2 separate regions of the Homo sapiens genome follow, and region 1 is linked to region 2. Evidence: read pairs that join two places in POLR2A ChIA-PET (ENCODE). Cell type or tissue: PC-9. All regions are shown on one strand. Each heading gives the region's core, and the rest is flanking DNA. Links, peaks and the distances in the headings are about the cores only.

Region 1 (11,606 bases), core at 2,378-10,377, 170 kb before region 2:
GAGTGCAGTGGTGCCATAATAGCTCACTGTAGCCTGAAACTCCTGGGCTCAAGCAATCCTCTCACCTCAGCCTCTCAAGTATTAATAGCTGGGATTACAGACACATCACTGCCCCTGGCCATCTCATTTTTAATCTTTATAATAGCCCCATGACTTGGACTCACTAGCCTCATCCTAGAGGGGAAATCTGAGGGCAGGAGAGGTTCAGTGGCCTGCCCTCCCACATCACTCAGTGGATAAGTGGCAGAGATGGGATCTGAATTCAGATTTGACAGGAAAAAACCTTCTGCTGGGAACGGCGATGTGATCCTGTCTTCCTGCCACTATGTTCAAAGGAGCCAAAGACACCTAAGCTGTAAGGGCTAAAGGTATTAATAAAACACAAACTTCTCTTTCTAATTTTGGCTCCCTTACAAGAATTCAGACTAGTGGTGAGAGGAAATACTAACAGGGGCCCCTCTAGGCTGGCAGCACGCTCTACTGCCTTGAGCCTACCAACTTTCCCAAAGGGAATGATTCCTAATGTTTTCGAGTGGGTATGGAATGTGCTCTTAAAAGTTTATAGTTCACTTAATACGCATCATCTCATCAAAGAACAACTTCACAGAGGGGTGGACCTGGCTCTCCCTGCAACCCACCTACAGAGCACGGACACCTGGTGAGCTTCGTGCTCAAGCCTATGAGTGACCCTTAGCATTTCCCTCAATTCTGAGCCGTACACCCCTCCCCTTGTGCAATGACAACCTGGCAATTCCATACGCCCTCCTGGCACGCCTGGATTGGCAGGGTGGTGGCCTGGAACGCCAGTCCTCCTCTTGGGAGTTTGTAAGGAATTAGGAGGGCCATATGAGCACCCAGAATGGGGCCTGGCACCCAGGAGACAGGCAGCAAATATTCTTCCCCTTCGCTTTGCTTAATACAAGAGTCAGGTACCATGCCAGCAAACGAGACACTGGAGGTTAGACCAATGTGCTGCGTGCCACAAGCAAGTCACCTCCTACTCCAATGCTTGCAGTTTCCACATTCATAATGTGGAGCAGGTCCAAGTTCATTAAATGGCATATAATTATATATGTAGCCTTTCTTTCAGGTGAAAGAGGAGGGATTAAGGAAAAAAAAACTCTATAATCTCCTGGGTACCCAGAGGGCCTTGCCCACCCCAAGCAGAGAAAAGATTTTACAACCATAGAGAAGCTATCAGACGCAGCTGGAAGAGACCTGAATCCTATTGATCACACAAAGCCAGGCCCACAAGGGGACATGAAAGAGTGTTTCACTGGTCATAGAATAAATAGATTTTCTGTGTCACACTTATTGTAGAAGTCTCTATAAAGTGGATTGTGGAGATAGCGACCTAGAGGGCACAGATACTTCACTGGGGTGAAATGAGACCATTGTGTATGAGCCAGCGGTCTCATGTTAATTCTATTTGGCCCACACATAGGGTGACCAACTCATCCTTATGTGCAGTGGAAGTTCCACATCCCAGCCGGGCGCAGTGGCTCACGCCTGTAATCCCAGCATTTTGGGAGGCCAAGGTGGGCAGATCACCTGCGCTCGGGAGTTCGAGACCAGCCTCACCAACATGGAGAAACCCCGTCTCTACTAAAAACACAAAAAATTAGCCAGGCGTGGTGGCGCATGCCTGGAATCCCAACTACTCAGGAGGCTGAGGCAGAAGAATCGCTTGAGCCTAGGAGGCGGAGGTTGCGGTAGCCGAGATCGCGCCATTGCACTCCAGCCTGGGCAACAAGAGCAAAACTCCGTCTCAAAAAAAAAAAGAAAGAAAGAAAAGAAAAGAGAAAGAAAGTTCCACATCCCAGGAAACCCCTTATCCTAGACATCACAGGAAACAACTCAGTCCTGGACAAACCGGGATGGTTGGTCACCCTTCTTACATGATCATTTCTTAAAGCCGAATTCATAACCAACATTCACAACTGAGAGGATTTCTCATGAAATATTCCAAATGTCCAGAATCTCTTAAAAACTGGACAGCTTGGTAACTCTGCACCCAAATTTTGCACATGGAAACAATTGGCTGGTGTTGAGCGGTAGCAGCTTCTCCCCGATGGATCAAGCACTCACTGCTTTGCCACAGTCCCCATCACTCCTTGTCTTACATACACCCGTCCACTTCACTCCAGGTATTACCTGCCTGGCTCCTGTAGCATTAGAGTTTGCAACCCTTGAGGTAAATGTACTCTAGCCTTTGAAGAGCTTACAAATTTAAGAGATGGCCGTGCACAATGGCTCTCACCTGTAATCCCAGCTACTTGGGAGGCCAAGGTGGGAGGACTGCTTGAGGCCAGGAGTTTGAGACCAGCATGGGCAACATTGGGAGACTCCTGTCTCTATAAAAATTTTTTTCTTAAAATTATCCGGTTTGGTGGCATGTGCCTATAGGCCCAGCCACTCCAGAGGCCAGCCTGGGCAACAGCGGGAGACCCCCGTCTCTAAAAAACAAACAAACAAAAACTTAAGAGACGAAACTTTTAAAAGCTGACCCTGGGTTACTCCTTTCCAAATGTTCCAAGATAGGAATATTTTAGTGGCTACAAAACACCATCAATTTTCTTCTTCTTTTTTTGAGACGGATCTCGCTCTGTTGCCCAGGCTGGAGTGCAGTGGCACAATCTCGGCTCACTGCAACCTCCACCTCCCCGTTCAAGCAATTCTCCTGCCTCAGCCTCCCGAGTAGCTGGGATTACAGGTGCATACCACCATGCCCTGCTAATTTTTGTATTTTTAGTAGACACGGGGTTTCACCATCTTGGCCAGGCTGGTCTCGAACTCCTGACCTCAGGCAATCCACCCACCTCGGCCTCCCAAAGTGCTGGGATTACAGGTGTGAGCCACCGCGCCTGGGCAAAACACCATCAATTTTCTTACTTGTGCTCTTACTTAATAAACAAAGTAATGTAAACAGTGAGACTTTACACTGTTTGCCATAAAACTTAGTGGTGGTGGTGTTCAACGTAAAAAAAAAAAAATTAAAACTCCGCTGTTTTCATCTTGAATTGACCCTCAAGCACAAATTCTAGTTGCAAGTAATAGAAACCGAATCTAAAGTAGTTTCAGGAGAGAGACTGATTTAATGACTTCTGTAATCAAATTACAGACCAGTGGGAGTGGGTATCTGGATCCACGGTCAACTGGATTCAGAAACTCCAGTTCTGCTCAAGCCAGAATTCTGTTCCAGGTTCTCTGCAAATCGGCTTCATTCTCTCAGGCCAGCTACTCCACAGGGAAGGGGAAATGAACAAAGGCAGCTCTGAGCTGACATCCTTACTATTTGAAACCCAAAAGGTGGAAATGTTGTGGAGAGAGGGAGTACACTTTTTTCTACTAGTTGGAAAAATCCTAGGAAAGAATTTCTGTTCCTGGGCCTATCTAGGGTCTGTTCCCAGAAGAAAGGAGGGATGGGTTTCAAGCAGGCCCAAATCATATCTACCAACAGGTCACTCTCTGTGGGTTTTAATGATCTTTAGAGTCCTCCAGGTTGGAAGCTCTTCTCTGTAGTCTAGTTTTTTTGGTAGCAGTGATAGTAACCATAATTGCTTACAATGCGCCAGACACTATTTTCATTGCTTTGCATATTACATGCATGTGCATAAATACATATTATCTCACTTAATCCCCTCAACAACCCCCTAAGGGAGTTTATTCTCCCTGTTTTACAAATTTGGAAACTAAGACACAAAGCAGTTAAGTAGTTGAGACGCTTGCCAAGTGGGCCCGACATCAGCTGTGAACTGAACCCAGGCGGCCTAGCCAGAAATCACAGGGCCCAATCATATCACAGCTGCCTATCTGAGAGAGCTATATACTAGACTATAAAAGATTTGTCACAAACGCCTGCGTGCTGGCAATGCGCAAAGGTGTGACCAATAATGGTGTGGCTTTCCATCTGTGAGCGTGGGTTGGGGACTGGGTGAGAGGTCTCCCAGATTCCTGCCATGCTTGCTACCTGTGCTGGGAAATCCGGCTTTGATCTGCCCCTGGAGCCACCGGGCACAGCACTATCTGTTTATCTAGCTCTCCGCCAGGCACCTTGCCTCAGACTCTCCCGCTGCTGCATTTTTACTTCTCATCAAATCTGCATCCAGTGACCCGAGTCCTGCATCAGTAATCAGAAAAATCATGTTTTGATTTTTTGTTTTGTTTTGTTTTGTGTTCCTAGTCTAGACTCTGTTTCTAACAGAATACAAATAGCAACATGTTTGTTGATTGTCTGGGTTTTAGAGGACTTAAACTCAATTGAACAAATGCGTAGTGAGTTTCTACAATGAGCCTATGTGGCCAGAGGTTATAGCAACAAGTGAGAAGCAGATTCTGCCCTTAACAACCAAAAAGCTACATTTTTAAAAAAGGACTTATCTCTAAACTCTCCGTTCTGGATTAGGCAAAAGCTTTCTGGATGGTCTGGGTCCCTTCAGTTTCTCGATGTTTTCAATTCTTTGAAAGAGCTGCAGCCAGTCTAGTGGCTGTAGAATGCCGCTTTCATCGACAGCAGGAACGTCTTTCCTCCCACCCCAGGACTAAATCGGACCTTTAAATCAGGCCTTCTCCCTTACCTTGGGGTAACCCAACCCAAGTGAATTGATTTGCTCCCTGCATTGTTAACCTGTGGGAATTAAGCTTGTCTATTGTTGTCTCCTGGTGCACACCCCTTCTTTGTAATTGACCTTCATCCAGAATTCTTGGTAGGCTTAGGCAGCCATATTTTAATCACATGATTTTCTTCTTGGCCACAGCTGATTGGTTCTGAGTGATCACCTGACCCAGCCCATGGGCTGAACTGAGCCAATCGGCTTCTTTGTCCTTCAGAGTCTGACTTAAATAGTTCAGAGAGTGAATGAGGAAGGTTGGGCCTGGAGCAGGAGAGTATTGTGGCATTAAGATGTCAAGCTTGCACCAGGTAAAATCCTAATAAGAGAGATAAGCCAGAGGATGAAGCCTATGTACAGAAAAGAGCAGAAGTAAGAGACCATCCATGAGGCATGATCGCAAGAGAGGAAAGGAGAGAAGGAGGAGGGTCGGTGCCCAATTTACCAGGTCTCTTTTGAATCCATGTCTTAGCCTTGGATGTCTGATGCACCTTTCAATAAACTCCCAATTTATTTGAGCAAGTTTGGTACGGCCTCAGTTTCATGCAACTTAATTGATTAGAATATCAAAATATTTTGCCCATATTATGATTATCACAGTTATTACAATAAAAGATAGATATTCTGCCTATCCCCAACAGATGGTCATGTCTTTTTTTCATCTTTCTGTCTCCACTACTTTCCCTTGCCTCTGTGCCTAGAGCGTAGCATGTGCTCAATAAAAGCTTGATGAAAGAATGAAGGAATGTTCATCTCCTCTAAATTTCTCTGCCTGGCTTTCCAGCCTTCCCCCATCTGGCCCCGTATCTAACCTCATTACCCACTACTCCTTACTCCACACCCTCCACTGTGGTTAAACCAGTCTCACCAAGGCATCCGGCTCATTTCTCTGGGCCTTTCCTCATGCTGGAATGCCCTCCTCCCTCTTCTTCACCTACTTATCCTTCTTAAATCAGCCCCCTCCTTCTCCATCCATTCTTCAGACATTTACTGAATGCCCACTGTGTGTCAGACATTATGCTAAGCGCTGGGCTACAGTGGGGAAAAAAACAGATGTGCTTTCTGTAGCCATGTTACTTATTGTAAAAGGGGAAAGATGTATTCGTTTTGAAGAGAAACCAGAGTATATGTTGCTTATTGTCTTACAAACCTTCCCTGTGAAGTTTCCTCCAAGAGCTGCACCACCCCCCGCCATCTCCTGCTCATCTTCCTCCTCGCTTACCTCGTTTAATTCTTCCTAACTCACATCACTGTTTGTTAACAGGTTCTCTTGAGTTTGTTTTGCCCACCAAGCCTCCTCCTATTAACTGGATTTTATGTGTCTTCAGGGCTGAAGCCTGAATCTTGTACTTTTTCTATTTATACTTACGTGGCTCAGCAACAGGGACACAGTGGGCACCTAAAAAATAACTCTTCACTGCCTGCCTGCTTGATCAAAAATGTCTCCTGCCCTCCTGGCCTGGTAAATGAAAGGACAGAGAGGTATTTGTCTGTCTTTGCAATCCCAGGAATAAACATCAGCCTGGATTTCAGCTGATCCCCATAACCCTGGCCATAAAGCACCATCTAAAGCCAGGGGAGAGATGAACAAATAGAGGTTGTATTTGTTCTGTTTAGTCCCGGGTACTCTGGGGGAAGGCTTCACAGACCTCCTCACCACAAACCCATGCTAACAAACAAGAAGCCACTTCTCTGGCAGTCTCCTGTACAGTGTCCTTTTACCTGGGAGTCAGCTCCCTTGTCTCCAGCCCTTTTGAAAGACACCTTTCAGCTCTGTGTCTTTACTGGGTGGAAGGGAAAGAAAAATTAGGGGCACTAGATTTCATTCTCTCCCCAGACATAAGCAAAGGTAGTCCACCCCAGACCGAGCTCAGCAAAACCTCACCACAGAGTTTCTCTGCATAAAGAAAGTGCCTTTTTGAAACACAAAGTCAGTCTTTCAAATCAGGAAGGGAAAAAATAACCCACCAACCAACCCCAAACCTGCACTTGGCCAAAATCCTGAGGTTGGTGGCAGGATTGAACTGAATCATTTCTCTTTACTCTGATTGCATCAGCGACAGGCAGCTACTTGGTCCCCAGAAGAGGCCTCATGCCATGTTTGTGCCTAATTTTGATTCCTTATTTTCTTGTAAGCAAAGCCATCTTAACTAATGTGAGATGGGAATTGGGTTCAACCCAGGTGGCTGAGGCCAGAAACTGATAGTTGTGAGACAGAAACTGTTATACCCATTAGGGGCTGTTCCTCTTAAGTCTAAACTAGCTCCATCTCTCTGTTCCCTGTTTGAGAGGTTCCATGATACCTTTGACATGAAGTCCTAGCTCTTAAGTATCCTAAGTTCTATGTAGTGATAACTACAACTTTTTGAGCAAAGTCTTCCTAAGTACTCTGCCCTTGCCTAGACATTATATATAAAGTATTTCACTGGATCCTTTAAGAAAACAAACACCCCATGAGGTAGGTGCTATGGTTAGATCCATTTTATAGATATGGAAACTGAGGCCCAGAGAAATTAGGTGCCTTGTGCATAGCTGAGGCGGGACTTGGACCCAGGCTGCTGACTACAAAGCCTACACTCTTTTTTTTTTTCTTTTTTTTTGAGACAGAGTGTTGCTCTTGTTGCCCAGGCTGGAGTGCAATGGTGCGATCTCGGCTCACCGCAATCTCCACCTCCAGGGTTCAAGCAAGTAGCTGGGATTCCAGACATGTGCCACCATGCCCAGCTAATTTTGTATTTTTAGTAGAGATGGGGTTTCTCCATGTTGGTCAGGCTGGTCTCAAACTCCTGACCTCAGGTGATCTGCCCGCCTCAGCCTCCCAAAGTGCTGGGATTACAAGTGTGAGCCACCAAGTCCAAAAGCCCACACCCTTAATCACTGTGCAAATGAGTCTCCCTTTCTTCTCACCTTTCCAAGGACCCCCCATTCTCTAAAGACTGAAGGAAATTCCACCCCCTTCCAGATATCTGCAGCCCACTCTGAGCTCTCCCTTAACTGACTGACTTCCTCTAGTCTGTTAACACCTCGCAGGACATTTTGAAATCATCATTCATTTGTGCAATAATTATTGAGCACCTATGTATGCCAGACGCTGTTCTAGGAGACCCAGCTGTGAACAGAACAGACAAAAGTCCTTGCCCTCACGGACTTTACATTCTATGGAAGCAGACTGACACGCAAAAATACAAATACACTTTGGGAGGCTGAGGCGGGTAGATCGCTTGAGCCCAGGAGTTAGAGACCAGCCTGGGCAACAGGGTGAAACCCCATCTCTACAAAAAATATAAAAATTGGCCTGGAGTGGTGCTGTGTCCCTGTAGTCCCAGCTACTCCGGTGGCTGAAGCTGGAGAATGGCTTAAGCTCAGGAGTTTGAGGCTGCAGTGAGCTGTGATGATGCCACTGCACTCCAGCCTGGACAACAGAATGAGACCCCATCTCAAAAAAAAAAAAAAAAAAAAAGAATATAAATACGTAAAAAAATTATATTAAGGCCAGGCGTGGTAGCTCACACTTGTAATCCCAGCACTTTGGGAGGTCAAGGCAGTGGATCACCTGAGGTCAGGAGTTCGAGACCAGCCTGGCCACCATTGTGAAACCCTGTCTCAACTGAAAATACAAAAATTAGCTGGGCATGGCGGCACACACCTGTTGTCCCACCTACTTGGGAGGCCGAGGCAGGAGAATGGCTTGAATCTCGGAGGAGGAGGTTGTAGTGAGCCAAGATCACGCCAATGAACTCCAGCCTAGGTGACAGAGCAAGACTCCATCTCAAAAAAAAAAAAAAAAAAAAAAAGAAAAGAAAAAAACTGTATTAGATAGCAATAAGTGCTAAATTGAGAAATAAGACAGAGAAAGGAGATAGAGAATGTGTCAGAAAAGGTAGAATTGCACACAGAGTGGCCAGGGCAGGCCTTACTGGGAATGTGATACCAAACTTCAGAGCTAAGAAGACTGAGGCATGGAAAGGGAAGGGCATTTGAAATGGAGGGAAGGGAAACTACAAGGGCACAGAGGCCGACGTGTGCCTGCTGCACTCAAGGAACAACGAGGGGACCAGCGTGACGGGAGGAGGACAAGTGAAGGCAAGCATAGTTAGGAATGCAGTGAGAGAGGTGAGAAGAGGACACCAGCCTCTGTGGAGGCCTGCAGAGCCTGGCGAGGGTGTTGGTGTTTATTCCGAGTGGAATGGGGAGCTCGTAGAGGATTCTGAGTAGCCTAGTGTGGGGTGGGAAAGTGTGATGCCTTTCCTCACCCATCATAAAGGTCACTGCCAACACTCCTATAACAAAAGATAGGTTAACAAGAGAAAAGCCTAACACGTTTGTTTGTTTATTTATTTATTTGAGACTGAGTTTCATTCTTGTCCCCCAGGCTGGAGTGCAATGGCGCAATCTGGGCTCGCTGCAACATCTGCCTCCTGGGTTCAAGCGATTCTCCTGCCTCAGCCTCCTGAGTAGCTGGGATTACAGGTGCCCGCCACCACGCCCGGCTAATTTTTGTATTTTTAGTAGAGACGGGGTTTCACCATGTTGGCCAGGCTGGTCTCTAACTCCTGACCTCAAGTGATCCGCCTGTCTTGGCCTCCTAAAGCGCTGGGATCACAGGCCTGAGCCACCACGCCTGGCCCTTACACATTTATTTAATCAAAGGTTTTTTTTTTTTTTAATGCTTTAAGTTCTAGGGTACATGTGCACAACATGCAGGTTTGTTACATATGTATACATGGGCCATGTTGCTGTGCTGCACCCATTAACTCATCATTTACATTAGGTATATCTCCTAATGCTATCCCTTCCCCCTCCCCCAACCCCACGACAGGCCCCGGCGTGTGATGTTCTCCACCCTGTGTCCAAGTGTTCTCATTGTTCAATTCCCACCTATAAGTGAAAACATGTGGTGTTTGGTTTTCTGTCCTTGTGATAGTTTGCTCAGAATGATGGTTTCTAGCTTCATCCGTGTCCCTACAAAGGACATGAACTCATCCTTTTTTATGGCTGCATAGTATTTCCATGGTGTATATGTGCCACATTTTCTTAATCCAGTCTATCATTGATGGATATATGGGTTGGTTCCAAGTCTTCGCTATTGTGAATAGTGCCGCAATAAACATATGTGTGCATGTGTCTTTATAGCAGCATGATTTATAATCCTCTGGGTATATGCCCAGTAATGGGATGGCTGGGTCAAATGGTATTTCTAGTTCTAGATCCTTGAGGAATTGTCACACTGTCTTCCACAATGGTTGAACTAGTTTATAGTCCCACCAACAGTGTAAAAGCATTCCTATTTCTCCACATCCTCTCCAGCACCTGTTGTTTCCTGACTTTTTAATGATCGCCATTCTAACTGGTGTAAGATGGTATCTCATTGTGGTTTTGATTTGCATTTCTCTGATGGCCAGTGATGATGAGCATTTTTTCATGTGTCTGTTGGCTGCATAAATGTCTTCTTTTTAGAAATGTCTGTTCATATCCTTTGCCCACTTTTTGATGGGGTTGTTTGATTTTTTTTCTTGTAAATTTGTTTAAGTTCTTTGTAGATTCTGGATATTAGCCCTTTGTCAGATGGGTAGATTGTAAAAATTGTCTCCCACTCTGTAGGTTGCCTGTCCACTCTGATGGTAGTTTCTTTTGCTATGCAGAAGCTCTTTCGTTTAATTAGATCCCATTTGTCAATTTTGGCTTTTGTTGCCATTGCTTTTGGTGTTTTAGTCATGAAGTCCTTGCCCATGCCTATGGCCTTAATGGTATTGCCTAGGTTTTCTTCTAAGGCTTTTATGGTTTTAGGTCTAACATTTAAGTCTTTAACCCATCTTGAATTAATTTTTGTATAAGGTGTAAGGAAGGGATCCAGTTTCAGCTTTCTAAATATGGCTAGCCAGTTTTCCCAGCACCATTTATTAAAGAGGGAATCCTTTCCCCATTTCTTGTTTTTATCAGGTTGTCAAAGATCAGATGGTATTATTTCCGAGGCCTCTGTTCTGTTCCGTTGAACTATATCTCTGTTTTGGTACCAGTACCATGCTGTTTCGGTTACTGTAGCCTTGTAGTATAGTTTGAAGTCAGATAGCCTGATGCCTCCAGCTTTGTTCTTTTGGCTTAGGATTGTCTTGGCAATGCAGGCTCTTTTTTGGTTCCATATGAACTTTAAAGTAGTTTTTTCCAATTCTGTGAAAAAAGTCATTGGTAGCTTGATGGGGATGGCATTGAATCTATAAATTACCTTGGACAGTATGGCCATTTTCACAATATTGATTCTTCCTATCCATGAGCATGGAATGTTCTTCCATTTGTTTGTGTCCTCTTTTATTTCGTCGAGCAGTGGTTTGTAGTTCTTCTTGAAGAGGTCCTTCACATCCCTTGTAAGTTGGATTCCTAGGTATTTTATCCTCTTTGAAGCAATTGTGAATGGGAGTTCACTCATGATTTGGCTCTCTGTTTGTCTGTCATTGGTGTATAGGAATGCTTGTGATTTTTGCACATTGATTTTGTATCCTGAGACTTTGCTGAAGTTGTTTCTCAGCTTAAGGAGATTTTGGGCTGAGATGATGGAGTTTTCTAAATATGCAATCATGTCATCTGCAAACAGGGACAATTTGACTTCCTCCTTTTCTAATTGAATACCCTTTATTTATTTCTCTTGCCTGATTGCCCTGGCCAGAACTTCCAACACTATGTTGAATAGGAGTGGTGAGAGAGGGCATCCCCGTCTTGTGCCAGTTTTCAACGGGAATGCTTCAAGTTTTTGCCCATTCAGTATGATATTGGCTGTGGGTTTGTCATAAATAGCTCTTATTGTTTTGAGATACGTCCCATCAATACCTAGTTTATTGAGAGTTTTTAGCATGATATTTAATCAAAGTTTTACATGACACAGGGAACTTCAGAAATGAAGACCTAAACACCCCGGGAAAACTGTCCATTTTTCTGCTTAGCTTCAAGGAAGAATGGGCGGCTGTGTAGAGATGTGATTAGTCAAGGGGGGTATGATCTAAT
Region 2 (11,432 bases), core at 1-8,000:
CTGTAGAAGAAAGCGAGTGGGTCAAGGCTGGAGTGCAGAAATATGGGGAAGGAAACTGGGCTGCCATTTCTAAAAATTACCCATTTGTTAACCGAACAGCTGTGATGATTAAGGATCGCTGGCGGACCATGAAAAGACTTGGCATGAACTGAAACAGGCTTTCATTTCCACAGAATTCACAGGAGCATGGTTCCTAATAATAGCCCCTGATAGTCTGCTCTTTCTTTCTTTTTCTTTTTTTTTTTTTTTTGAGACAGAGTCTCGCTCTGTCACCCAGGCTGGAGTGCAGTGGCGTGATCTCGGCTCACTGCGACCTCCGTCTCCCGGGCTCACGCCATTCTCCTGCCTCAGCCTCCCGAGTAGCTGGGACTACAGGCGCCCGCCATCACGCCCGGCTAATGTTTTGTATTTTTAGTAGAGACGGGGTTTCACCGTGTTAGCCAGGATGGTCTCGATCTCCTGACCTCGTGATCCACCCAACTCGGCCTCCCAAAGTGCTGGGATTACAGGCATGAGCCACCGCGCCTGGCATCTGCTGTTTCTTTCAGAAGCTGGGCTGGGATGAGAATTTTGGGCAACCTCCTTCGACGTGGGGGAGGTCCCATTTCCACTTCATCACTGTTGGAGATCATGGAGCTAAGAAGCAGAGCCAAGTCCACCCATGTCCTTGGCAGAGATGACAGGCACACAGCTTGTGCAGTGCCAGAATATCATTAGCGTTTCCCTTCTTTAGTGGTTTGCTTAAATTTAAATCCCTGGTAATCTGTAGAACCTTCTCCTAGGAAATGGTGAAGTCTATTAGGAGCCACTTGTGACTCCATGACCTGTTAAAACCAGCAATGTGAGTATTATTTGGAGTAAATTTGTTCCACGTCAAGTTCTGGCCTTCTGATGCAAATGCAAAGGAACTTAGTCTGTTATGAACCCAGGTTGATGACAGACCAGTCCTTGTGGAATAAGATTCCCTTTAAAAACTCTTTAGCCAGTCGTGACATCAACCCTAGACCTGTCTGCCTTGGCATTTGCTGTCAACATCTGCTGGGCTATGTAGGCAGGTTAATCCTCCACTTCTCATGTGGTTGAACCAGTGTGTTTTTTGGTAAAATGGTGATTGTAGATAAGATTAGTTCCCTGATCCCCTGCCCCCTGTCCCCTGCCTCTTTTCCCAATTCCCTTCCTTATGCTGGACTTTTAAAGCTTAAAAAAAATCCGATTGAATATAAATGCCTAATTTCATTCTTTGTGAAATGGTTGCTTCCTCCTGATTCCCTAATTGTGCTGTGTTCGTGTCTTGCACTGGAATTCAACATTCCCTTCTCCTTTTGTACTGTGTTGTGCTTGCTGTCTCTCCCGGACACCCTTAAAGACTGTCTTTTTAGCAAAAAATTTCAGTAAAGTGTTTTCTGTAATCTTTTTTTAAAAGGTGAGAACTAATTATTGTCCATACTTGTAGCATTCTTCATTAAAGTCTTGCTTCTCTCAACTGTAAGTAGCTGTTTAATTGCAGCACAGCATGTATCCACAGAGGGAGGTAGCAAAATGTTAAACTTTGCTGAACTATTTTGATCAAGAAGCTGATGTCAGACTTTATTGAATGTTTTAATCCTTGGAAGCTATGTCAAACAGATGATATGGAAGTTTCCTCTTAACCTTTCAGTTTCCTCATATATCATTTCTGGGGACAAAAGAATTCCCCCTTTCTCACTTCTGAGTGAGTGAAAGGCAAGGCTTAAAGAAATGCTAAAGTTTTAAAATTCATCCATTAGGCCAGGCATGGTGGCTAATGCCTGTAATCCCAGCACTCTGGGAGGCCGAGGCAGGAGGATCACTTGAGGTCAGGAGTTCGAGACCAGCGCGGCCAACATAGTAAAACCCTATGTACTAAAAATACAAAAATTAGCTGGGCGTGGTGGCGGGTGCCTGTAATCCCAGCTATTCAGGAGGCTGAGGCACAAGAATCGCTTGAACTCGGGAGATGGAGGTTGCAACGAGCCAAGATCATGCCACTGCACTCCAGCCTGGGCAACAAAGCGAGACTCTATCTCAAAACAAAACAAAACTGGCTGGGAGCCATGGCTCACCCCTGTAATCCCAGCACTTTGCGAGGCCAAGAAGGGTAGGATCACCTGAGGTCAGGAGTTCAAGACCAGCCTGGCCAACATGGTGAAACCCCATCTCTACTAAAAATACAAAAACTTAGCCAGCCATGGTGGCAGGCGCCTGTAATCCCGACCTCTCGGGAGGCTGAGGCAGGAGAATTGCTTGAACTTGGGAGGCGGAGGTTGTGATGAGCGGAGATGGTGCCATTGCACTCCAGCCTGGGCAAAAAGAGCAAAACTCCTTCTCAAAAAAAAAAAAAAAAAGTTTAAAATTAAAAATTTTGAAAAATACAAAATTAGCCAGGCATGGTGGCAGGCGCCTGTAGTCCCAGCTACTCGGAAGGCTGAGGCAGGAGAATCGCTTGAACCGGGGAGGTGGCGGTTGCAATAAACCGAGATCGCACCACTGCACTCCAGCCTGGGTGATAGAGTGAGACTCCATCTCAAAAAAAAAAAAAATTCATCCATTAGTTACAAGTTGGAAACTTCATACAGCTTTATTACCTATTAACTGCATTTTGGGGTTTAGTACCTATTGTTCTTCTATCAACCAACCCCAACTGAAACCACAGGGAGAAGTTGAGAACTTGAGCTCCTTTCAGGCTAGCCGCCTTCTGCCTGCAGCTGGTTTGGTCTCCCTCTGAACCGGATTAGAATCCAGAAGCTTTTCTCCCCTTAACTCTCATGTGAGTCAATGGTGCTCTCCAGGTAGAGGAGTGAAACTGATGCATTTAGGGAAACAAAATATCCTAATCAGTGTTTCTTTTTATTTATTTATTTATTTATTTATTTATTTATTTATTTATTTATGAAATGGAGTCTCACTCTGTCACCCAGGCTGGAGTGCAGTGGTGCTATCTCAGCTCACTGCAAGCTCTGCCTCTGGGTTCACACCATTCTCCTGCCTCAGCCTCCTGAGTAGCTGGGACTACAGGCACCCGCCACCACACCTGGCTAATTTTTTGTATTTTTCGTAGAGATGGGGTTTCACCGTGTTAGCCAGGATGGTCTCGATCTCCTGACCTCGTGATCCGCCCACCTCAGCCTCCCAAAGTGCTGGGATTACAGGCGTGAGCCACCACACCCGGCATCAGTGTTTCTTAAACTTGAGAATGCCTATGTTCATTAATATTTTTTCACATAATTCAGTGTTGTTTTTATTATAGTTATTGAAATGTGTGCAAAGATAAAACTATGCTTACAGCTTCTGTAGAACTATAAAACTTACTATGAACTGACGATTGTTTCGCCGAAACCAAGTCACTGCTTATGGCATGACCAGTGCTAGGACTGCGACGGTGGTGGGACTCGGGTGGGGGATGCCTGTGCCACGTGTGCTGATAGAAGTTCCCAGACTCTTCTGTCACTTGAGCAAGACTGCCATAGAGCCACTGTGCTCCCAGAGTGCTGTGCTGTCATTTGGCCTTTGCTAGAACTGAACCCCATGTATAGAGTCTGTTTTCTGCCTACTTAGCTTGTGACACTTTGAGTCAATGCAAATAATTGCTGGAAGGTGTTAATGCTGTTTTGTTTTTTGTTTTTTAAGATTATGACTAAGGCTAGGCACGGTGGCTCACACCTGTAATCCTAGCACTTCAGGAGGCCAAAGCATGGGGATCACTTGAGCCCAGGAGTTTGAGACCAGCCTAGGCAACATGGCAAAACCTCATCTCTACAAACAATACAAAAATCAGCCAGGTGTGGTGGTGCACTCCTGTGGGTCCAGCTACTTGGGAGGCTGAGGTGGGAGGATCGTTTGAGCCCAAGGGGGTGAGGCTGCAGTGAGCTATGTTTGTGCCACTGCACTCCAGCCTGGAAGACAGAGTGATACCATCTCAAGGAAGCAAAAAAAAAAAAAAAAAAAAAAGATTAGGACTGAAAAATGGTTAGGCAGTGTCAGAACTCAGAGACTGACAGCTTGAGAATGAGAAACACTGTCCTGCCTGGTGGTTAAGAGCATGAGCCCCCACCGGGGACCCAGCTCTGCCAGGTGTGCTTGTGGGAGCGTGAGCCACCACTGGAATCTCTGAATGTCTGTGTCCTCATCTCTAATGCCAGAGCTCACAATACCTCCCTTGCAGGGCTATTGTGAGAATAAAATAAGATGCAGGTAAATCTTAGCTCAGTGCCTGCCATGAAGGAGGTGGGTGTTGAAATCATGAATAAAAGAATAAAGATTAAGGATGTGAATAATATAATTGTCTTTAAGTGGGTTCTGGATAGTTTTTTCCCCCATGGGTGCTGAAGAAGTCCTGAATAAAAGAAAGATCAAGGCTGGGCGTGGTGGCTCATGCCTGTAATCCCAGCATTCTGGGAGGCCGAGGCGGGTGGATTACTTGAGGTCAGGAGTTCGAGACCAGCCTGGCCAACATAGTAAAACCCTGTCTCTACTAAAAATTCAAAAATTAGCCGGGCATGGTGGCAGGCACCTGTAATTCCAGCTACTCAGGAGGCTGAGGCAGGAGAATCGCTTGAACCGGGGAGGTGGAGGTTGCAGCGAGCAGAGATCGTGCCACTGCACTCCAGCCTGGGTGACAAAGCTACGCTCCATCTCAGAAAAAAAAAAAAAAAAAAAAAAAAAGATTGAGGCTTTGGATAATATAATTGTCTTTCAGTGGGTTTGGATAGCTTTAGGTGACCGTTAGGTGAAAGGCATCAGGACGAGGACTGTCAGTGGAGGGGTCTAAGCACCATCCTCTGGCACTGTATTCATCCATTTACATCTTTGCACACACATGCTGTGATTTGCTCTGAGCTGCAGCATTGGGGAGAGAGAAGTGTTGCCCCATGTGTTTATAGGAGCAATTTGATGTAAGAGAACAATCCCCCCAGCCAACTTTTTGTCAGTGTATTCAGAAGTTGTAAACTTACCCACTATTATATCCCCAAGAAGCAGGAACTAAAAAATGACAGCCCTAATGAAGGGTGGAAAGACCTCTTCTGAGGTGGTAGATTCTATGTAGCACCCATGAAGTAGGTTTGGTAAGCCACTGAGTTTTTGAGGTGAAAGCAAAATTTCCTCCTGCGAGCCAAACATGGGAGTATCATGGCAGTTCTATGATGAATATCTATGTGTGGCCCTGAAATGGGCCGTAATGTGACTTGTGGAGTTAATCATTAGCCCAGCGGTTGTCTGAACGACTTGATTTCCCTGGGCTGCGAGCAGTTCACCTGCAGAGGAGGCTCCAGAAAGCGGCATGTCCCCTTTGCTCTTTGGGGCTGGGCTGGTCGTTCTGAATCTAGTGACGTCTGCCAGGAGCCAGAAGACAGAACCTCTAAGTGGCTCTGGGGACCAGCCACTCTTCCGTGGAGCTGATCGATATGACTTTGCCATCATGATACCTCCAGGAGGCACGGAATGCTTTTGGCAATTTGCCCACCAGACTGGATACTTCTATTTCAGTTACGAGGTATGTGGGTGACTGGCCATACTGGGGGGCTTTTTTTTTTCTCCTTTACTCATAAAGTGGGTCAGGTTTTAGGCCAAAACAAGGTCTGGTTGTCTTTATTATGCTGTGATTCCCCACCTGTTAATGAAATGGACCTGCAGTTAGAGGGAAACTCCAGCTGGGTGAATAATCACCAACAGGAGCTAAAACATATGGTTTGGCTTCTTACATCAGGGGCCATGCTCAAAGCCATGGGGCAGACGGGGTGCCTCTCCCTGAAGAGGTAATCATTACATGTACTCGGATTTGGGGATGAGAGGGGAGAGAATACATTTTTAATATATTAAAACAAAATTGGATAATGGTGCTTTGGAGACTGATCCAGAGATTTCAAAGAAGGCTGCTTCAGCTTATGGGGTGGGGGAGTAAAGGTTCTGCTGCCTTTAGGAGCAATTCTGGCAAGTCAGAGATTCACTAGGTCAAGTTTTTTGTATTCGGCCAGTTAATCCTATTTTTTTTTTTTAGGACGGTAAGTGTTTTCAAGTTACTTATTCAAAGGTCAAGTACTTTTACCCATACTATGGTCTTATATCATGCTGTCCAAGGATGGTGAACTCAGTATGAAAGTTAGAGGCTGTTCATTTCCTTTGTTCTTTATCTTAGAAATCGGTTAACTTTCTAATTTTTGTTTACATAGTAATAGACTTTGTTGATCTTACTCCACTGTAACAACATTTATTTTAAATAAACTTATCAGAGACTTTTCTTACCTCTGAATTTCTATTAGAACAGCAGCCACTACTAAGCTCACTGTGGCCTGGCCTAATCAAGATCTAGCTTGGGAGCAAGTGTCCATGGAGTGCTTGTTGTAGGTGTGCACTGCCAAGCAGCAAATGCCCAAATCTGGGACATCATTGGGGAGCTCAACCACCAAGCAAGTTCATTCAAGAACTCTACAGCCAGGCCGGGTGCGGTGGCTCACATCTGTCATCCCAGCACTTTGGGAGGCTGAGGCAGGCGGATCACCTGAGGTCAGGAGTTCGAGACCACCTTGGCCAATATGGTGAAAACGCATCTCTACTAAAAATACAAAAATTAGCCGGGCTTGGTGGCATGTGCCTGTAATCCCAGCTACTTGGGTGGCTGAGGCAGGAGAATCGCTTGAACCTGGGAGGTGGAGGTTGCAGTGAGCCAAGATCACTGCACTCCAGCCTGGGTGACAGAGCAAGACTCCGTCTCAAAAAAAATAAAAAATTCTACAGCCAGAATCGTACTTTTTTTTTTTTTTTTTTGACAGAGTGTTGCTCTGTCGCTCAGGCTGGAGTGCAGTGGCATGATCTCGAGTCACTGCAATCCCTGCCTCCCGGGTTCAAGCAATTCTCCTGCCTCAGCCTCCAAAGTAGCTGGGATTATAGGCGCACGCCACCATGCCAGGCTAATTTTTGTATTTTTTAAGTAGAGACAGGGTTTCACCATGTTAGCCAGGCTGGTCTCGAACTCCTGACCTTGTAATCTGCCCACCTCGGCCTCCCAAAGTGCTGGGATTACAGGCGTGAGCCACCGCGCCCGGCCCAGAATCATACATTTTAGTGGATCCACACTAGCTGTGTGTTCCGAGCAAGGCATGTCTTCTTCACACGGGTGCTGTTGGCATTCTGGGCAGTTCTTTGTCCTGCTGTACTGTTTCTTACATTGCAGACGTTCAGCAATGCTGTGCTGCCTCCCCTTAACACCATCACTGTGATACCTCAGAATCCTCCAATCAACTCCAAACCCCAGCAGGGGGTTGGGCAGTCCCACCCCAGACAGAGACCGCTGTGCTGATGACCGTGGGACGTCAATCTTACCACTCAGCTGGCTTCCTCGTGATGTAGCAGGGGTTCTGCTACCTATTTAATGTGTCTTGGCAGGTTCAGCGGACAGTGGGGATGTCACATGACCGGCATGTTGCTGCCACGGCACATAACCCACAGGGATTTCTCATAGACACCTCCCAGGGTGTTCGGGGCCAGATTAACTTCTCTACCCAAGAGACAGGTCTGTTTTCATTACCATGGCTATTATAATAATCATAGGGTCCTATGAAATTACAGAAATAATGAGGAAGTATACAGAGATGTTTTAACAGTAGGAAAAAAATTCAGCCTTTAACACCAAAAACCAGTGTTCCTGGAGGCTGCTGACCTCCAAGGATGCCAAGTGGCAGTCTACTGACGATTTGGGGGCAACACTCCAGGTGAGCATTCTAAGTCTAGGGTTCAGCCGCTCAATTTTATCTCATCATCTCCAGTTAATCAGATTCTGGGAAAGTGACCAAAAAACAGAGACCCATTTATAATACAGAATTCCAATTAACAAATGGATTACAGGGAAGCATGTCTTTCCAGTCATCAGAATATTTGAGTCAGTTACTAAAAGCAGATTCAGAACAAAAGAAAATGCATGATATCCATGTGAGATATCCACACTCCACAGCAAAGCACTCCTCCAGCCAGGTCAAGCCTGTCCCACTTTGGAGAGCAGCAGTGTCTTAACTGCCCTCTTTAATAGCCAGCTGCACTAAAAAAGACATTTTCTCAACAGGGGCATCAGACAGTCCTTCACTATGAAGCACAGCATGTGTATCAGTGTTAAAAGATCTTGAACAGGCTGGGCGTGGTGGCTCACACCTGTAATCTCAGCACTTTGGGAGGCCAAGGTGGGCGGATCACCTGAGGTCAGGAGTTTGCGACCAGCCTGACCAATATGGTGAAACCCCGTCTCTACTAAAAATACAAAAATTAGCTGGGTGTGGTGGCAGGCGCCTGTAATCCCAGCTACCTGGGAGGCTGAGGCAAGAGAATTGCTTGAACCTGGAGGCAGAGACTGCAGTGGGCCGAGAGCGCGCCATTGCACTCCGGTCTGGGCAACAGAGCGAGACTCGTCTAAAAAAAAAAAAGATCTTGAACATCTTTGGCCCCTACATGCCAGTAGTGCCTTCCAATCATTTTGACTTTCAAACACTGCCACACCTTTCTAATCCCACCCCACCCATCTTCTACCGGTCCTCTCCACCTTGCTCCTTCCCACCCGCTCCCCACCCCGCGCCCCCCTCCCCCCCGCACACACAAAGGGAGGCAACCCCAGCCCCAACAGATATAACCAAACCATGAGTCACTGTACACACCGCCTTGGAGGCAATCACTCCAGGAGAGCTGCTTTCATGCACTATGCATCTATTTTTTTTTTTTGTCTTTCCTAATTTCAAGTTCAAGATGGTGTCCCTAGCTTTAATTGTATACAAGGACCAGGCAAACACCATGCTCTTAACTTCAACTCAATCTGTTGAGCAGGAGTTCCTTAATACAAGATGTGGGAATTATATGTTAAAGAGAAAACATTGTTTGCCACTACCCAGTATGGAAAGAACGAGTTACTAAAATTTGGCCAAATATAATAAGTAATATTTAGTATAAGTTTAACATAAGGTCCGTGTCTTCCATGTCAAAAACGGGATCTTTGTACTTTCTAAGTAAAAAGAAGGTCCTGTAGTAGAATTCCAAAACTAGAGGACAGATACCTCCAGGGAATCCTTAACAAAGGGGAGGAGACCAAAGACTTGGTAATGATCTAAGAATTCCTACAGGTTTTTATCAGCTTTGTCTAAGTAATCAGCATAATCACTTCGGTTCTGTGCAAGTGTACCTCAACTTTGGGGTCTTCTATGAGGGGCCTGAGACTGATCACAAACAGAAGGAAAGAAAACAACTGAATGATACTCTGGATGCAATTGAGGTAAGGAAGTGTTTTGTGGAAGAGAAACATCTGTGGAAACTGATTTTTAACTTCAGAGGGAAGATGACTTCATTTAGGTAGAAACCAAACAGGCAAGGGGATGTGAATTTCTTCATAAATTATGACTTGGCTGGGCACGGTGGCTCACGCCTGTAATCCCAGCACTTTGGGAGGCCGAGGTGGGTGGATCACCTGAGGTCAGGAGTTCGAAACCAGCCTTTCCAACATGGTGAAACCCTGTCTCTACTAAAAATACAAAAATTAGCTGGGCGTGGTGGTGCGCACCTGTAATCCCAGCTACTCGGAAGGCTGAGGCAGGAGAATCGCTTGAACCCTGGGAGGCAGAGGTTGCAGTAAGCCGAGATCACGCCACTACACTCCAGTCTGGGATACAGCAAGACACCGTCTCAAAATAAATTACGACTTGAAGCTCTTGAAATTCCATCTTCGTTTTATACCAAGGGTTGGCAAACTATGTATGGCTGACAGGCCAAATCTGGCCCATTGCCTGTTTTTCTTTAAATTGAGATATAATTCATACACCGTACACCATCTAAAAGTGTGTAAGTCAGTGGTTTTTTAGTATATTCACAAGGCTGTGCAACTATCAGCATCTAATTCTGGAAGTTTATCACCCACCCCACCCTCAAAATCCCACTCCCCATTAGTCATTCTCCATTCTATTACCCCAGGCCTGCCTATCACTGTTCTACTGTCTCTATAGATTTACCTATTCTATACTTAATTTTTGAGACAGGGTCTCACTCTTGTCCAGGCTGCAGTGTGCAGTGGCTTGATCACAGCTCACTGCAGCCTCAACCTCCTGCGCTCAAGCAATCCTCCCACCTCGGCTTGCCAAAGTGCTCAGATTCAGCACTTTGAGCCACTGAGCTGAGATTACTCAGCATTATGAGCTACTGTGCCGAGATTAATCAGCACTTTGAGCCACTGTGGCTGGCCTCTATACACTTTATTTAAATGGAATCACACAGTACATGGGATTTTGTGACTGGCTTATTTTTATTATTTTTTGAGACGGAGTTTTGCTCGTTGTCCAGGCTGGAGTGCAATGGCGCAACCTCAGCTCACTGCAACCTCTGCCTCCAGGGTTCAAGTGATTCTCCTCCTCCCAAGTAGCTGGGATTACAGGCACCTCTCACCATGCCCGGCTAATTTTTGCATTTTTAGTAGAGACAGGGTTTCACCATGTTGGCCAAGCTGGTCTCAAATTCCTGACCTCAGGTGATTGGCCCGCCTCGGCCTCCCAAAGTGCTGGGATTACAGGTATGAGCCACCGCGCCCAGCCAAGACTGGCTTCTTTAATTTAGCATGTTCTCAACGTTCATCCATGTTGTAGCATGTATCAGTACTTTTCTTTTTATGGCTGAATAATACTCTCTTTTATGGATACACATTTTATTTATCCATTCATCAGTTAATGGACATGATGGATATTTAGGTTTTTCCACCTCTTGGCTATCATAACGTGGCTATGGACATTTGCATGCAAGTTTTTGTGTTAGCATGTTTTCATCTGTGTATACCTGAAAGTGGAATTACTGGAGACTGTTTACCACAGTGGCTAAACCATTTTAAACTCTTGCTAGCAGTGTATGAAGGTTCTAATTTCTCTACTTCCTCATCAACACTTATTTTTTGTTACAGTCATCCTAGTGGGTGTGAAATGTTATCTTGTGGTTTTGAGTTGCATTTCCCTAATGATTAATAATGTTGAGCATCTTTTCACGTGCGTATTGGCCATCTCTCTTCTTTGGAGAAATGTCTGTTCGAGTCCTTTGCCCATTTTAGGCCAGGCCAGTTGGCCCAACACCTGTAATCCCAGCACTTTGTGAGGCTGAGGTAGGATAGCTTGAGCCCAGGAGTTTGAGACTAGCCTGGGAAACATGGTAAGACCCTGTCTCTACAAACAAAACAACTTTTTAAATGACCCGGGTGTGGTGGCACATACTTGTGGTCCCAGCCACTCGGGAGGCTTAGGTAGAATTGCTTGAACCCAGGATGTCAAGGCTGTGACAGTGAGACCCTATCTCAAAAAAATGAAAATCCTTTGCCCATTTTACTTTTTTTTTTTTTTTTTTTTTTTTTTTTGAGAGAGTCAGTCTGTCGTCCAGGCTGGAGTGCAGTGGTGTGATCTCGGCTCACTGCAACC

Evidence for each region. ChIA-PET counts read pairs that join two places held together with the same protein. Peaks named below come from ENCODE experiments on the same cell type or tissue, not always from the same donor. Only the 100,000 strongest peaks of a DNase experiment are listed, where the experiment ranks them.
Region 1: POLR2A ChIA-PET joins it to region 2 with 11 read pairs; 3 of 35 experiments call an interaction of 5 or more read pairs at or near these places.

The regions. Positions count from the first base shown.
Region 1 is chr16:69,516,102-69,527,707 of GRCh38, reverse strand. It overlaps LOC105371325 (a long non-coding RNA gene), which reads right to left and starts at 5,033. Exons shown (of 3, transcript XR_933697.3): 1 at 4,628-5,033; 2 at 3,971-4,120; 3 at 3,151-3,237. RefSeq lists an enhancer at 3,598-4,797. In PC-9, for the core only: no CTCF peak of the experiment used is centred there; no DNase peak of the experiment used is centred there; H3K27ac peaks cover 1,719 bases.
Region 2 is chr16:69,345,618-69,357,049 of GRCh38, reverse strand. TMED6 (transmembrane p24 trafficking protein 6) reads left to right here and starts at 5,264. Exons shown (of 4, transcript NM_144676.4): 1 at 5,264-5,509; 2 at 7,399-7,525; 3 at 9,114-9,262. The coding sequence starts at 5,297. It overlaps TERF2 (telomeric repeat binding factor 2), which reads left to right. Exons shown (of 10, transcript NM_005652.5): 10 at 1-1,483. The coding sequence ends at 152. In PC-9, for the core only: no CTCF peak of the experiment used is centred there; no DNase peak of the experiment used is centred there.